3 separate regions of the Homo sapiens genome follow, and all the other regions are linked to region 3. Evidence: chromatin contacts called from ENCODE Hi-C data. All regions are on one chromosome and are shown on one strand. Each heading gives the region's core, a stretch centred on a gene start or an enhancer-like site at or near the end of the contact. The rest is flanking DNA. Distances are from core to core; before and after follow the strand shown. Region 1 holds the start of TBC1D2 (TBC1 domain family member 2). Region 2 holds the start of ABCA1 (ATP binding cassette subfamily A member 1). Region 3 holds the start of MRPL50 (mitochondrial ribosomal protein L50).

Region 1 (3,561 bases), core at 444-2,943, 3.1 Mb after region 3:
TATTTAATTATCAAAACAACTCTAAGGGTAGACAGGTGTAGATCCAGGTTTTGTGGGGACTGGAATTAAACAGCATTAAGGGCCTTCTGATTTTTAAAAAATTACAAAATTATGAACACAAAATTAGGTATGACGATGGTTATTTAGAATGAGAAAATAAATTGTAAATTATAACAAATGAAGAGCTCTCTGGCATTTAGGAGAAATGCTCCCTGGTTGCAACTCCCCACCTGTTAGACTACAAATCCCAGCGACCCATGCAAGTGAACATAAATTTCATTAGCTTCACCGTAAAGTTGTCTGGCGGCGGGTCGGGGGTGGGTAGGAAGAAGTGTTATCTCCATTTTTAGGTTGAGCAAATCACTCAGTATTGCAGAGTGGGAATCTGAAAATTATGCAAATAGACTCTAGAGCCCTCGCCTTTACCCCCACCCTGCTTCTTGTCAATATCACTGAGTGTGCATGAGGGTCTCGTTAACGACGGCTGAGGGGGAGACGATGAAGTAAGAGGAAAGGCTGAACAAAGGGCAAGAGAAAGGCAGAAAGAAGCTCCTAAAGAAAGCTGGACGCAATTGGGCTCCGCAACCCTAATGGAGAAATGCGCCTTAGGAGGGAAGGGGAGAAGTTTAAGGGGAAACAGGTAAAATGAGGCAGAAGTTGAGCAAGTTAGTCAAACCCTAAATTCTTTTACTTATTTACAAAACAGCCTGGCGCGGTGGCTCTCGCCTGTAATTCCAGCACTTTAGGAGGCCGAGGCAGGAGAATCGCTTGAGGCCAGGAGTTCAAGACCCCCCTCTCTGCAAAAAACAATTTAAAAATTAGCCGGGTGTGGTGGTGCGCAGTTGCGGTCTCAGCTACTCGGGAGACTGAGGCGGGAGGATGGCTTGAGACCGGGAGGCGGAGACTGCAGTGAGCTCTGATCGCGCCACTGCACTCCAGCCTGGGTGACAGAGCCAGACCGTCTCTAAAAATAATAATAGCAATAACAAAATAAAAATAAATGTACTGCACCCAACTATGACCCAGGAGTGGCATGGGTTTCCGCAGCGCAGCGGCCGCGCCTGGGCGCCCCAAGCAACACAACCAGCGCTGTCAGGAGGCGAATAGGAGCCAGGACAGAGAGCTGGGGAGGCCACTGCTGTCAGGCGAGGGATAAGAAGGCCGTCCGCGGCGTCACTGACGGGGCTGAAGGAACACCAGGAGAAGAGTGGCAGACAGCTCCGGAGCCGCGCTGCCCGGGCGACGCCGGAAGATGGGCCTCCCAGCGGTCTTCCTTTCAGCCAATGGCCGCGAGATGCGCCGTCCGAGGGTGCCCCGCGCGGCACAGGGAGGGAACAAGCAGCCCATCGGGTGCAAGAAAGCACTATCTTTCTAGGTGACTATGCGAACTACCAGGGAAGTGTAGCTAGGGACAGGCTTCTCTGCCCGCGGTTAACCTAACTCAGTGCCACCACGCCTTTAACCTGAAGCCAGGGAGCACGGCTGCCCTCAGTAAAGATGGCTGACTGGCGCGGAGAAAAAGCCGGAAGCAGCTGGGCTTTGCAGGGAGCCGACTGAGCGCTGCGGGGGCGTGGCCTGGCGGTGGAGGGGCGTGGCCAGCCGCCGTAACCTGGGTTTGCGATCTTTGAGGCGCGCGCACCGCACCCGGTCCCGACTCTGTGGCTTCCTGGGGGCGGGTTCGCCGTCGGCCCCGCCCCCGCCCAGGTGTCTCCCTTTGGGAAGCTGCCCGCCGAGTCTCCGAGATTTGTCCCTGGTGGTCCCGCGGACCCCTCGTCCCTCCGCAGTCTCCGGCTGGCAGCGATGGAGGGCGCTGGGGAGAACGCCCCGGAGTCCAGCTCCTCTGCCCCTGGGTCCGAAGAGTCTGCCAGGGATCCACAGGTGCCGCCTCCGGAGGAAGAATCGGGGGACTGCGCCCGGTCCCTGGAGGCGGTCCCCAAGAAACTCTGTGGGTATTTAAGTAAGTTCGGCGGCAAAGGGCCCATCCGGGGCTGGAAATCCCGCTGGTTCTTCTACGACGAAAGGAAATGTCAGCTGTATTACTCGCGGACCGCTCAGGATGCCAATCCCTTGGACAGCATCGACCTCTCCAGTGCAGTGTTTGACTGTAAGGCGGACGCTGAGGAGGGGATCTTCGAAATCAAGACTCCCAGCCGGGTTATTACCCTGAAGGTAAATTCCTGCAACGACTTTCTCCTTTCCAGCGGCGTGAGGTCCCCTTTTCGCAGGGCAAGGCTGGGCGCGAGTGTGAGGTGGACACAGTAAATTTGGAGTGTCGGTGACGACAGTTCCAAGAACTTTGTGCTTTGCAAAGTGCATTCCCACCCATTTCCTCATTGGGTTCCCACAAGGCAGGGAAGACAGACCCATTTTACGGATCAAGAAACTGAGTCAGAGGGAGATGAAAGGACTGGCTCGAGGTCCATGCGTCTAGAGAGTAGGGTAGCTTGGAATCCCATAGTCTTTCTACCTCTCAGTGCTGAATCAAAACTTTTACTTTTGGGTGTGCCTGACAGTGCAGTTACCTTAACTTTCTTACCTGGGACCTAAGTAAGTCAAAATATGGTCTTTGCAATCCTCTCTCAAGGCCAGGATTCTGATTCCCGTTTCTTGATATTTTGGCCAAGGTCAGTGAATGCTGAGAAGAGACTGGCAGGGATTAGGAAAATAAACACTTAGGTTTCACTGATCAGCCTAGATTGTTCATCTAGGCATGCTTAAACCTGTTTTCCTATCAGCAGCAAGGGGTAGGTTTTATCATCATGTGTAACTGAGAAAGCCTAAAGCAGTAGAAAGGCCACATTCTTTGAAATCAGACGGGCTTGGATTCAAATTGTACATTTGCTACTTACTAGCTGTGTGACCCTGGACAAGTTACTTAACCTCTCAGAACCTAGGTGGTTTGTAAGCATTTGACACATCACAGGCATGTACAAATTGTTGAATTAATTGCATCACCTAGAATACAGCCTGGTACCTAGTGGAGTACTTAATAATTTTTTGTTGCATAAGCACACATGCACACACAAGGTGATGGAACCAAGGTCAGAGTGCTAATGTCAAGAGGAGGTGTCCCATAACTTAATTGGAAAGACAGATCTGGGCTAAGTGTTCTATGGGCATCAGAGAAGAATGTGCCAGGAGATAGCCTTCCCCACCCCATCCCCATCTGTCCACCCCTCCAACCCCAACTCCAGCTAAGTGGGTATCTGTGGATGCCCACGTGTTCAGTTCTCCTTTACTGACTGGACTTGGCGGGTGACCAGGCTGGGGGACTTGGTTAAAATAATGAAACTCAGGAATCCCTGGCCAGGGAAGGCATTTTCGAGGTCATGTGGTTCCCGGGTCTATGTGTCTCTTCCACAGGTTGACTGCTGTATGCAGGGTCTTCAACACATGGTCTTTATAATAGTATTCCATTGTTCCTGGCTCTGCGCTTGGCGGGGTGTGGAGCTAATGCACCCCCACCCCTGGTTCTCTGACAGCTTAAAGTCTGGTGGGAGAGACTGAGGGAGAACCTGCATGCACCCTGAAATGTTCTGTAGAGACATGTGATAAGTCTGT
Region 2 (3,794 bases), core at 1,087-3,586, 3.5 Mb before region 3:
AGGTGGGAGGATCGCTTGAGCCCAGGGAGTCAAGTCTACACTGAGCCATGATTGGATCACTGCACTCCAGCCTGGGTAGACAGAGCAAGACCCTGTCTCAAAAAAAAGAAATGAAAGAGAAAGAAAGAAAGAGGAGAGGAGAGGAGATGAGGGGAGGGGAGGGGAGGAGGGAGGGGGGGAGGAAGGAAGGAAGGAAGGAAGGAAAAAAAGATGAAAAAAGAAAAAAACAAGATGAAACAGAGGCAGAAAGACTTTACGTAAATTGCTCATCATGTGGTTGTCAAGTTTGACCCCAAAACCCAATTTATTGACCAAGGTTATTCTTTGACTGAGGCAAGGGGGTCCGCTCTCCTGGGCCTTGGGCTTTAGAAAGCTCATCTCTGGCCTTTCTGAGATCCATCCCTTTCTTTTTATTTTTCTTGACACGGAGTCTTGCTCTGTCACTCAGGCTGGAGTGCAGTGGCATGATCTCGACTCACTGTAACCTCTGCCTCCCGGGTTCAAGCGATTCTCCTGCCTCAGCCTCCTGAGATAACAGGCGCTCGCCACCACATCTGGCTAATTTTTGTATTTTTAGTAAAGACTGGGTTTCATCATGTTGGCCAGGTTGGTTTCGAACTCCTGACCTGAGGTGAGCTGCCCACCTTGGCCTCCCAAAGTGCTGGGATTACAGGCATGAGCCACTGCGCCCAGCTCAGATCCATCCCTTTCTAAGGGCAAACAGTCCATGGTGCAAAGGGGCCATGCCACCCAGAGTTATGAGTACCTGGGACTCCAGAATTCCTTGCCTGGTGGCCTCCACATGCACTTCCAGGGCCTGCTTGGGCCTCTTCTATGGGTCTGTCCTGAGTGTTGATAGAACCACTGATGTGAGTACCTGGGCTTGAGCCGTGGCCTGGAGATCCTGTTGACTGTAGCATGGAGGGGGCTTGTGCAGCTGAATGTCTGTATGCAGGTGGTGGGAGTTCTGGAATATGATGGAGCTGGAGGTGGGAAGAGAAGTAGGCTTGGGGCAGCTCTCTCATGCCACCTCATTCTGGCCAAAACTCAGGTCAAACTGTGAAGAGTCTAAATGTGAATCTGCCCTTCAAGGTGGCTACAAAGGTATCTTTGTCAAGGTAGGAGACCTTGTGGCCTCCACGTGCACTTCCAGGGCCTGCTTGGGCCTCTTCTACGGGTCTGTCCTGAGTCTTCTATGAATCTGCCCTTCAGGGCAGATTCATATTTAGACTCTTCACAGTTTGACCTGAGTTTTGGCCAGAATAAGGTGACATTTAGTTTGTTGGCTTGATGGATGACTTAAATATTTAGACATATGGTGTGTAGGCCTGCATTCCTACTCTTGCCTTTTTTTTTGCCCCTCCAGTGTTTTGGGTAGTTTTGCTCCCCTACAGCCAAAGGCAAACAGATAAGTTGGAGGTCTGGAGTGGCTACATAATTTTACACGACTGCAATTCTCTGGCTGCACTTCACAAATGTATACAAACTAAATACAAGTCCTGTGTTTTTATCACAGGGAGGCTGATCAATATAATGAAATTAAAAGGGGGCTGGTCCATATTGTTCTGTGTTTTTGTTTGTTTGTTTCTTTTTTTGTTTTTGTGGCCTCCTTCCTCTCAATTTATGAAGAGAAGCAGTAAGATGTTCCTCTCGGGTCCTCTGAGGGACCTGGGGAGCTCAGGCTGGGAATCTCCAAGGCAGTAGGTCGCCTATCAAAAATCAAAGTCCAGGTTTGTGGGGGGAAAACAAAAGCAGCCCATTACCCAGAGGACTGTCCGCCTTCCCCTCACCCCAGCCTAGGCCTTTGAAAGGAAACAAAAGACAAGACAAAATGATTGGCGTCCTGAGGGAGATTCAGCCTAGAGCTCTCTCTCCCCCAATCCCTCCCTCCGGCTGAGGAAACTAACAAAGGAAAAAAAAATTGCGGAAAGCAGGATTTAGAGGAAGCAAATTCCACTGGTGCCCTTGGCTGCCGGGAACGTGGACTAGAGAGTCTGCGGCGCAGCCCCGAGCCCAGCGCTTCCCGCGCGTCTTAGGCCGGCGGGCCCGGGCGGGGGAAGGGGACGCAGACCGCGGACCCTAAGACACCTGCTGTACCCTCCACCCCCACCCCACCCACCTCCCCCCAACTCCCTAGATGTGTCGTGGGCGGCTGAACGTCGCCCGTTTAAGGGGCGGGCCCCGGCTCCACGTGCTTTCTGCTGAGTGACTGAACTACATAAACAGAGGCCGGGAACGGGGCGGGGAGGAGGGAGAGCACAGGCTTTGACCGATAGTAACCTCTGCGCTCGGTGCAGCCGAATCTATAAAAGGAACTAGTCCCGGCAAAAACCCCGTAATTGCGAGCGAGAGTGAGTGGGGCCGGGACCCGCAGAGCCGAGCCGACCCTTCTCTCCCGGGCTGCGGCAGGGCAGGGCGGGGAGCTCCGCGCACCAACAGAGCCGGTTCTCAGGGCGCTTTGCTCCTTGTTTTTTCCCCGGTTCTGTTTTCTCCCCTTCTCCGGAAGGCTTGTCAAGGGGTAGGAGAAAGAGACGCAAACACAAAAGTGGAAAACAGGTAAGAGGCTCTCCAGTGACTTACTTGGGCGTTATTGTTTTGTTTCGAGGCCAAGGAGGCTTCGGGAAGTGCTCGGTTTCGGGGACTTTGATCCGGAGCCCCACATCCCCACCACTTGCAACTCAGATGGGACCGGAGGCGGTGTTAAATGGGGAGACGATGTCCTAGTACGAGCTCTGGTGACCCCAGGACTCTGCGCTGCTGCGCTTGGGGCTTGCCCGACGGTGGAGACCGGGGAGCATCTCTGGGCGTGGAGACCCGGGCGCAGTACCCCGGGCTCAGAGGGGTCGGGGGTTCCCGGGCGTGCTGAGGGCGCTGCTGCCGGGTGGGGAGAGCTGCAGGTCCGGCACCGAGCGCTGCTTTGTTCGGAGGGCCCTGAGCTGGCTAGAAACCCTTCTGGTTGCAGGTCGGCCAGTACCTACGGAGACAAATGCCAGCACTGAGTCTTCACTCGGTTCTTAAGAAGCTGGTCTGTTCTGACCTGGGAATTGGCTATATGCTCCCCGGGACTGGAGCGGCACAGTCCCGGACTGTGAATCCGGGAACTCGAGTTGGAGGTGTCCCAAACGGTCCGTGGTGCTATTGCTCACTAGAGGCCTTGGGTCTTTGTTTGACCTGAGGGGTAGGGAGGTCCTGCCTACAGTCTCCGTGCGCTCAGCTGAGCTGGTGTCCCTGGCGCAGAGCGCGGACGAGTTTTGTTTCCTTTTCTTTTTCTTTTTTTTCTTTCCTTTAAGTCTCGGTCTGTCGCCCAGGCTGGAGTGCAATGGAACGATCTCCGCTCACTGCAACCTCCGCCTCCCGGGTTCAAGCGATTCTCCTGCCTCAGCCTCCTGAGTAGCTGGGATTACAGGCGCGTCACCACATCCAGCTAATTTTTGTATTTTTAGTAGAGACGGGGTTTCAACTTGTTGGCCAGGCTGGTCTCGAACCCTCGACCTCAGGTGATCCACCGGCCTCGGCCTCCCCAAGTGCTGGGATTATAGGCGTGAGCCACCGCGCGCGGCCGAGTTTTGTTTCTTTTAAAAACAAGACTTAGGAGAGCCTGCGGAGACCCGGAGGTGGGGTGCCCAATCCTCCCTCTCCCACGTTCCCTGCAGCCCCATCTTCCAGACCGTTGCTGCTGGTCTCTCGGGGCAGCTTCTGCCTGGGCGCAGATGGGGAAGCTGGGCCGAGGTGGTGCCGTGGAATGACCGGGAGTAACCCCGGCGGGCGGCGCAGAACTCGGAGCTCCGCCGCGG
Region 3 (3,720 bases), core at 36-2,535:
CCTCAAATGTCAGCAACCCCTGAAATAGTATGATTTCTGTAGTCAGTTCCTGTTGTCTCAAGGACAATTCTACCACTAAAAGTGACAGAGGCAATCACTTATTGTGGCCAAGTAGGCTAGGAGGAACATGATAACTGAAAGTTCCATATGTTGCCCAATTCTGGGAACGAACTGTAACTGACAGACATCTCAGACTAGAAAGGACCTACGGATAAGGCTTTTCTGATTTATTATGCCCTGAGAGTTTAATTTTAGTAAACTGCCCCAAGGCCTCTCCAAGCTTCCCTCACCTCATTGCCTACTTCAATTTTCCATTTGCACTGGCTTGTGACTCTATTCAATTCAATTCCTTGAGGTTCTCTAAGCGTGTACCTTGGGGTCCAGGCACTGTGCCAGGAACAGAAGACACAAGGGAAGGTCAAAAATGGTGCTTCACCTGGAGAACTCACAAATGAGAGAGCTAGTCTGGAGCATTACTTATTTTCTCAGGCCGATTTATCAAGTCTCTCTAGAAAAAGAAAAAAAAAAAGGGAGCCAGTGGGCAGTTTGTTCGCGAACCGCACCCCAATGCACTAGTGGGGAGTTCCTTGCAAGGCGCTGGCCCTAAAGAGGCGGTCAGGAGGTTGGTGGGGGGCCTGGGGGAGAAAGCAGTGGTGCGGCCTAGCTGGGGTAGCGGCGAGACAACCGGGATCCCCGGGGGGGTGCTTACTTACCTTCGACTCCGGCGGGGGGCTCGGGGAAGCCATCTCCCAGGCAGAGAATAGGGGCAGGAATTGGGGGCGGCCTCACGGAAAGGAGCCTCTGGTGAGGCCTACCCGGCTGCTGGAAATTAGGCTCGACGAATACGAGGATCCCTGGCTGGGTCTGGCCAGTGCCTGCCTCGGCCCCCAGACGGTCACGACCCCAACAGCATATCAGACGCGATCCCTGGCTGTCCCCCAACCCCGAACCCCAACCCCTACTCCTGCCTGGTTACGCAGCCTTTCAGGCCTCGCTAGAGCCTCCTCCCCGCTGCCAGTTCCTCCTCCTTGCAGCCAAGTAACGCTATGACCGCCCGCCCCCGGACCAGAAGGCGTCACCCAGATTCTTCCCGAGGCCCCCTCAACTACAACTCCCGTCATGCTCGGAAAGAGCGCCGCGGTCCAGACGCCGCCAGCAACAGCTACTGGACTACATTTCCCAGCGTGCAAAGGGCGAGGGAGCCTACAGGAAAAAGAAAGCTCTTGCCACTGGGATTGTATCCGATTGGCTGGTCTGGGCGCGTCACTGCTGGCTGAAGGCTGCGCTCAGGCCCGTGGATCTCATCGAAGATGGCGGCGCGATCTGTGTCGGGCATTACCAGAAGAGTCTTCATGTGGACAGTCTCAGGGACACCATGTAGAGAATTTTGGTCTCGATTCAGGTAAAGCTTTATGGTGGACGGTGGGTCATGTTCAAGGAAAGTTAAGGAGGATTAGGGACGAATTCAAAATAGAGTGTTACGCCATCGTGGTCCCGCGCCTGATCAGAGCAAGGACAAGGAGGTCCGGTTAGGGTCCCGAGTTGAGAAGCACTCATTGAGTGGTGGGACCCAGTCTCTTCCACTCTCGGCCTTAGTTTTCTCATTTTATAACGGAAATACCACCCCCTTTCCTTTTCACTTCACTCATTCATTTATTTATTAAGCAAGCAGGATTAACCTCGTGTGCGAGACACCGAGTGTGTTGTCTGCAAACACATGAAAGCGCTTGGTAAACTAAACTCATTTGCCGGCTGTGTTTCTTCACAAGCAAGGTTCAGTAATGAAGTACTGCCTCCTCCTTTTGTTTGTTCATTCATTCAGTCATTCAACAGATTTCTTAGGGCCAGCATTACTCTAAGCGCCTAGGATACAGCAGGAAAAACAAAATCCATTCTCATCCTCGAGGTACTCCAACATATGAGGAAACAGGCCCACAGGAGGGAAGTGATTTTCCCAAAGTCACAAAGCAAGTTAATTGCAAAGCTGGATCTAGAACATATGTCTCCTAACTCCCCATCTACTGCTTTTTCTGCTGCACGGCTGCACCATGTGTAATTGTTTGAAGGTAAATCTAATTTGACTTAGATAGTGTTTAGGAAATCAAAACGTATGGTAGGAACCCTAGGGAGCAATGTATGCTCTCTTAGGTTTAAAACAAAAACCACTACAATTAGGAAAGATCTTTTTCATCAGTTCAGATATTAGCTTTCCCTCTTCTTTGGTCAATATTTGTTATTATCTCTCAAATCTCTTCCAAGTTTGTTTTATTCATTCACTCAACAAATATTTTTTAGGCTGTTTACTATATGCCAGGCTATATCTTAGGTGTTGTAAGAATACAGTGGTTACTAAAACAGACCAAATTTTTGTTCTCGTAGGGCATATGTTCTAATGGAGGAAGAAATGAACAAATGTGTAATGTAATTTCAGAAAGTGGTAAATTATGAAGAAAACTAGAGGAAATAGATTACTGAGAATGATGATTATATTTTCTTTACTATTTTAAAAATTTTATATATTTAAGATATACAACTTGATGTTGATTATTAGTCAAGATAATTATCATATTCATCTCTTCACATACTTTCTGTTTTGTTTTGTTTTAGAGAAAGGAGTTCTCACTATGTTGCACAGGCTGGTCTTGAACTCCTGGACTCAAGTAATTTTCCCACCTTGGCCTCCCAAATTGCTGGGATTCCAGGGGTGAGCCACCACACCTGGCCAGTTAGAATTTTTGTGTGTGTGGTGAAAACACTTAAGATTTACTCTCAGAAGATTTCAAGTATACAGTACAGTATTATTAATGATCGTCACCATGGTGTACATTAGATCTCTGGAACTTATTCATTCTACATAATTTAAATTTTACCTTTGTCCAACGTCTCTTCATTTCCGCCACCCCTGGTAGCCACCATCCTACTCTCTGTTTCTATGAATTTGACTTTTTTTTTGTTTGTGTTGGAGATGGAGTCTCACTCTGTCTCCAGGCTGGAGTGCAGTGGCGCTATCTTGGCTCACTGCAACCTCCGCCTCCCAGGTTCAAGCGATTCTCCTGCCTCAGCCTCCCGAGTAGCTGGGACTACAGGTGCCCGCCACCACGCCCGGCTAATTTTTTTATTTTTAGTAGAGACAGGGTTTCTCCATGTTGGCCAGAATGGTCTCGATCTCTTGACCTCATGATCCACCTACCTCAGCCTCCCAAAGTGCTGGGATTACAGGCGTGAGCCACTAAACCCGGCCTAATTTGACTTTTTAGATACTACATATAAGTGAGATCATGTGGTATTACTCTGTCTGGCTTATTTCTCTTAGCATAATATTTTCCAGGTTCATCCATGTGTTACAAATATCCTTTTTTAAGGCTGAATAAAATGCCATTTTTTGTGTGTGTATATATGCAAGCACATAATATATACATATATTCATACATAGGTACACATATACATATAGACACACTTATGGCATTTTATTCAGCCTTAAATATTGTGTATGTGTGTGTATACATGTATACATTTACATGTATACACACATGCTGCAATGAAGATGAGAGTGCAGATGTCTCTTTGAGATACTGCTTTCATTTCCTTTGGATATATACCGAGTAGTAAGATTGCTAGATCTTAGGATAGTTAGGATAGTTCTGTTTATAACTTTTGAGGAAGCTTAATACTGTTTTTTATAATGGCTATGCCAATATTCATTCCCACCAGCAGCATATA

Evidence for each region. Hi-C counts contacts between places; a loop is a spot of excess contacts on that map. Pooled maps may share reads with other maps.
Region 1: a loop to region 3 is called in a map of CD8-positive, alpha-beta T cell, with 13 times the contacts of the local background. The contact joins the promoter of TBC1D2 here to the promoter of MRPL50 in region 3. A Hi-C loop is called at or near these places in 2 of 168 maps with a recorded cell type or tissue (CD8-positive, alpha-beta T cell and naive thymus-derived CD4-positive, alpha-beta T cell), 1 of 37 single-sample maps with no recorded cell type and 14 of 50 pooled maps.
Region 2: a loop to region 3 is called in a pooled map, with 10 times the contacts of the local background. The contact joins the promoter of ABCA1 here to the promoter of MRPL50 in region 3. A Hi-C loop is called at or near these places in 6 of 50 pooled maps.

Annotation. Positions count from the first base shown.
Region 1 is chr9:98,253,781-98,257,341 of GRCh38, reverse strand. TBC1D2 (TBC1 domain family member 2) reads left to right here and starts at 1,693. Exons shown (of 13, transcript NM_001267571.2): 1 at 1,693-2,169. The coding sequence starts at 1,801. RefSeq lists an enhancer at 969-1,458 and a silencer at 1,629-1,678.
Region 2 is chr9:104,926,697-104,930,490 of GRCh38, reverse strand. ABCA1 (ATP binding cassette subfamily A member 1) reads left to right here and starts at 2,336. Exons shown (of 50, transcript NM_005502.4): 1 at 2,336-2,556. LOC105376196 (a long non-coding RNA gene) reads right to left here and starts at 3,702. Exons shown (of 3, transcript NR_188620.1): 1 at 2,581-3,702; 2 at 767-983. RefSeq lists silencers at 2,177-2,366, 3,703-3,794 and enhancers at 2,567-2,646, 2,967-3,026.
Region 3 is chr9:101,396,183-101,399,902 of GRCh38, reverse strand. MRPL50 (mitochondrial ribosomal protein L50) reads left to right here and starts at 1,285. Exons shown (of 2, transcript NM_019051.3): 1 at 1,285-1,402. The coding sequence starts at 1,311. ZNF189 (zinc finger protein 189) reads right to left here and starts at 1,052. Exons shown (of 3, transcript NM_003452.4): 1 at 714-1,052; 2 at 1-19. The coding sequence starts at 746. RefSeq lists enhancers at 1,052-1,581, 1,114-1,642, 1,643-2,172.